Linked DNA regions of Homo sapiens: region 2 is linked to region 1. A link is an interaction called in ENCODE POLR2A ChIA-PET data of the cell type or tissue named here. Cell type or tissue: GM12878. All regions are shown on one strand.

Region 1 (2,500 bases):
CAAGATACCACTATCTAGGAAAAGTACAAGGGGTCAGTCAGAAGCCTAGGATCAACCAGGGTAACTAAGAACAAAGGAGATAAAACTGAGAAAATTCCAAAGAAGCAAGGAAAACAGACGATAAAGAGGGATTCTCCATTTCTTTTGACGTGGGAAGCCTACATTAATTATCTCTTTCTTCTAACCCTGGTCCAGATTTCTAGTGTTGCCAACTTCCAGAACTGTTGTTTTAGTTTACTTAAATTAACCTAGTATGACAGAGTAGGTAATGAAAAATTCTTTTCACTTGATTTGTTTATGGTTCAAAGATCTTGCATTTGAAGATGAATAGATGTAACCACAGTGACCCAATAGATATAAGGACATGCCACAAAGGATACACACAAAAATGCACATACAAGTATACCTACATGTACATGCAGGAGAAAAAATGCCCCGCAGTACCCAGCACCACCATAGGCTACAGTGCTTCTTGGAGCTGGTTTCTGCAATATCTATACCCCACTGGAAATTTTAAGGCCAAGTGCCCCTGGCAGACACTAGGAGAAACAGCCAGAGAGACCAATAACATAATAAAAGTTAAGGACTTTTGAATTAAAAACCTCAGCCTGTATGAAGGCGGAAGTCATTGCTCCTTTTTTTTTGTTTTGAGACAGTCTCGCTATGTTGCCCAGGCTGGAGTGCAGTGGCGCAATCTCGGCTCACTGCAACCTCTGCCTCCTGGGTTCAAGCAATTCTCATGCCTCAGCCTTCCAAGTAGCTGGGATTACAGATGTGCACCCCCATGCCCAGCTAATTTTTGTATTTTTAGTAGAGATGGGGTTTTGCCATGTTGGCCAGGCTGGCTGGTCTCGAACTCCTGGCCTCAAGTGATCCACCCTCCTTGGCCTTCCAAAGTGATGGGATTACAGGCATGAGACACCATGCCTGGCCTGGAAGTCATTGCTCCTTAAAGGTAAGAACTGATCATGTCTAATGAGTAAGATTAATTCTGGAATCTACTCCACAGCATCCAACATAGTGACGTACAAAAAATCTTCAAGTGAAAATATTCCATTTCTAAATAGGGAAAATTGACAAAATATCTCCCTCTCACCAGAAGAGGGCACTCTGACATTCCCACGATAGAGTGGAAAGGAGATGGTTGGAGGCTAAATTAAGACTTCCTGCCGAGGTGGGCAGATCATGAGGTCAGGAGATCAGGCCCATCCTGGCCAACATGGTGAACGCCGTCTCTACTAAAAATTTAAAAATTAGCCAGCTGTGGCGGCATGTGCCTGTAATCCCAGCTACTTGGGAGGCTGAGGCAGGAGAATTGCTTGAACCTGGGAGGCAGAGGCTGCAGTGAGCCGAGATCACGCCACTGCACTCCAGCCTGGGCGACAGAGAGAGACTCTGTCTCAAAAAAAAAAAAAAAGACTTCCTTCCCAGCTGGGCTGGGAAGCTGGCTCAACACCTGTAATCCTAGCACTTTGGGAGGCCGAGGCGGGCGGATCACCTGAGGTCAGGAGTTCAAGAACAGCCTGGCCAACATGATGAAACCCTGCCTCTACTAAAAAAAAAAAAAAAAAAAAATACAAAAATTAGCCAGGCATGGTGGCAGGCGCCTGTAGTCCCAGCTACTCAGGAGGCTGAGGGAGGAGAACTGCTTGAACCTGGGAGGTGGAGGTTGCAGTGAGCCGAGATTGCACCACTGCACTCCATCCTGGGTGACAGAGCAAGACTCTGTCTCAAAAAAAAGAAAAGAAAAGAAAAGAAAAAACAAAAGACTTCCTTCCAGATTTTTTTTTTTTTTTTTTGAGACAGGGTCTTGCTCTCCATGATGACAGGGTGACATCACCATGATGCAGTGGCACCATCATAGATCACTGCAGCCTCAAACACCTGGGCTCAAGTGATCCTCCTGCCTCAGCCTCTCAAGTAGCTGGGACGAACTAAAAGCACATGCCACCATGCCCAACTAATTTTTAAATTTTTTGTAGAGATAGGGTCTTGCTTTGTTGCCCATGCTTGTCTCGAACTCCTGGCTTCAAGAAATTCTCCTGCCTTGGCCTCCCAAAGTGCTGGGATTACAGGTGTGTACCACTGCACACAGTCCCCTAAAGTTTCTTTAACTGCAGTGTATTGCTATTTGAGGGTAGGGTGAAAGGGATACAAACAAGGGCAGCTGTACTTGCGTGTTAGGGGAATTCTTGGCAAAGGCAGTGAAAGGCTGCATGGCATAAACTTATTAACTTGGAATGGCTGGCCTCTCCAAAGAGGGCCCTTAGCTGTGTAACATGATGTCCATTTATTTTCCACTGGAGAGAAAGAAATTGAGTAAAAAAAAGTGTTGAAAATGTGTTGAAGACTCAGTATGGGATGCGGAAAGTCAAAAGACCCAAATTCAAGTTAGAGGATTGTGACTTTAGGCAAGTCATTTAATTTCTTTGAGTTTTAAATTTCCTCCTCACAAAGTTATGGTGAGAATTAAAATGTTACAATGTATGTGAGCACACAA
Region 2 (2,500 bases), 160 kb before region 1:
CTCACCGGTCAGACCAGTAGCTCCGGAGACAGCGTTTGGTGAGGTCCAGGACACCATCAAACCACTGCCAAAAGGTGAAGCCACGGCCCAGCAGGATCTCCTAGGGGGAGAGGGGGAAAGGTGTGAGCCGAGGGAGGGCCAGAGCTGGAGCCTGTTTAGGGCAGGCAGTGAGCTGTGAGTGCCCTCACGACAGAATCACAGGGCTGAGGATCAGACCGAACCTGAGACTCCATCAATGACAACGACCAATCCTAATGCTTACACGTGCCAGCCACTATTTCAAGCCTTTCCATATATTTATTTGCTCTTTACCAGGCTATGGAAGTAGGGATTATAATAATTCCATCTTACAGATGAAGAAATGGAAGTCCAAAAACGTCGAATGACTTGCCCAGGTCTACATAGCTGGTAAGAGGCAGAGCTAGGATTTAAACCCAGGCATTCTGGCCCTGGAGCCCCTCTTAACTACTATGCTACACCCTCTCCCTAAGGAGGTGTGGCAGAGGTGACGCCCAAAGGAAGGTAACCTGCTGGGTGTGACTGTCTTGCTCCCTTTAGCTAACACACCCTCTGGTCACATGAGCATTTCTTTCTTCTCTTTAAAGATTCTGTCTCACACAAAAGAAAGAAAAAGAGAGAAAGAGAAAGAGAAAGAAAGAAAGAAAGAAAGAAAGAAAGAAAGAAAGAAAGAAAGAAAGAAAGAAAGAAAGAGAAAGAAAGAAAGAAAGAAAGAAAGAAAGAAAGAAAGAAAGAAAGAAAAGAAAAAAAAACCAAAACATAAAATAACATAATATAACATAAAATAAAAGAGCAAGAGTCAGAAATATGTGGTTCTCTCCTAGCCATGGCACTCACCTGCTTTGGGAACTTGAACAAACTACATAACCCTCTGAGCATCAGATTCCTCATCTGTAAAATGGGGATAATAATAGTATCTACCTCAAAGAGATGTTGGGAGGATTAAGTGAGATAACATACATAAGGTGTTAAGCACAGCGCCTGGCATATAAGCTGTCAACACGTGGTAGCTGGTATTACTGCACATGTCCCTGTGGGATTTTGTTCAGTTTTTGCAACAGGAATTCTTTTTCTTTCTTTCTTTCTTTCTTTTTTTTTTTAGACAGAATCTCATTCTGTTGGCAGGCTGGAGTGCAGTGGCACAATCTTGGCTCGCTGCAACCTCTGCCTCCCAGGTTCAAGTGATTCTCCTGCCTCAGCCTCCCGAGTAGTTGGGACTACAGGCATGCGCCACCATGCCCAGGTAATTTTTGTATTTTTAGTAGAGACGGGGTTTCACCATGTTGGTCAGGATGGTCTCGATCTCTTGACCTTGTGATCCGCCCGCCTCAGCCTCCCAAAGTGCTGGGATTACAGGTGTGAGCCACCACACCTAGCCTTTTTTTTTTTTTTTTTTGATACAGAGTCTTGCCCAGGCTGGAGTGCAATGGTTTCATCTTCCCTGCAGCCTCTACCTCCTGGGTTCACCTCCTGCCTCAGCCGAGTAGCTGGGATTACAGACGCAAACGACCACTCCTGGCTATTTTTTTGTTTTTAGTAGAGACGGGGTTTTGCCATGTTGGCCAGGCTGGTCTCGAACTCCTGACCTCAGGTGATCTATCCGTCTCGGCCTCCCAAAGTGCTGGGATTACAGGCATGAACCACCATGCCTGGCCTTTTTTTTTTTTTTTTTTTGAGACAGAGTCTTGCTCTGTCACCCAGGCTTGAGTGCAGTGGTATGATCTCAGCTCACTGCAACCTCCACCTCCTGGGTTCAAGCAATTCTCCTGCGTCAGCCTCCCATGTAGCTGGGATTACAGGCATGTGCCACCGCAACTGGCTAATTTTTGTATTTTTAGTAGAGATGGAGTTTCACCATGTTGGCCAGGCTGGTCTCAAACTCCTGACCTCAGGTGATCCACCCACCCCGGCATGTCAAAGACTGGGATTACAGGCATGAGCCGCTGTGCCCGGCCAGGAACTATTTTTCCAACAGGTCAAAGTCACTTTGAATCAGAGCTCTGTTTACACACAACCTGGGTGAGTCATGCAAGTCACTGGTAAAGAGGAAGGACAGATGGCCCCCAGACCAAAACCTCAGGGATGTCAGAGAACGCATCTCCAGAGCCAACCCCCAGGCCTGGGGTTTTTCCTCCCTGGTCCATGACAGGCCTTCCTAAAGGACCTGAGGGGGCACTGTGGAGAATCCAGTGGAAGGTCCCTGCATGGAGGCTGAGCAGGCCCTGAGTGCCCCAGGGATGAAGAGCTTGGGGGTGGGAGGTCCAAAGGGCAGGAGAATGACCTTGTTGAACTGCGACCAGGACACAGAACGGTGCTGGAAGGCCTCCATACTGAGGCTGTTGTCATTGAAGATCTTCTGGGCCAGGAAGAGGAAGTGCTCTGGGAGCAGCCCCCGGTTGGTCCCCACCTCAGCCATGAACTTCAGGTTCAGAGTTTCACACATCTTCTCCCAGGGCACCCGCTCAGCCACCACAAAGGGCAC

What was found. Peaks named below come from ENCODE experiments on the same cell type or tissue, not always from the same donor. Only the 100,000 strongest peaks of a DNase experiment are listed, where the experiment ranks them.
Region 2: POLR2A ChIA-PET joins it to region 1 with 5 read pairs; 2 of 35 experiments call an interaction of 5 or more read pairs at or near these places.

The regions. Positions count from the first base shown.
Region 1 is chr12:57,262,840-57,265,339 of GRCh38, forward strand. The region is part of intron 19 of R3HDM2 (R3H domain containing 2); the gene reads right to left. Among named protein-coding and RNA genes, the nearest start is that of STAC3, 13 kb to the left of the region's middle. RefSeq lists an enhancer at 947-1,241. In GM12878, a CTCF peak has its summit at 1,095 (motif pointing right); a DNase peak (open chromatin) is centred at 1,139; H3K27ac peaks cover 575 bases.
Region 2 is chr12:57,099,991-57,102,490 of GRCh38, forward strand. It overlaps STAT6 (signal transducer and activator of transcription 6), which reads right to left. Exons shown (of 22, transcript NM_003153.5): 13 at 2,300-2,500; 14 at 6-100. Among named protein-coding and RNA genes, the nearest start is that of STAT6, 10 kb to the right of the region's middle. RefSeq lists enhancers at 30-552, 1,835-2,335, 2,336-2,500. In GM12878, no CTCF peak of the experiment used is centred here; no DNase peak of the experiment used is centred here.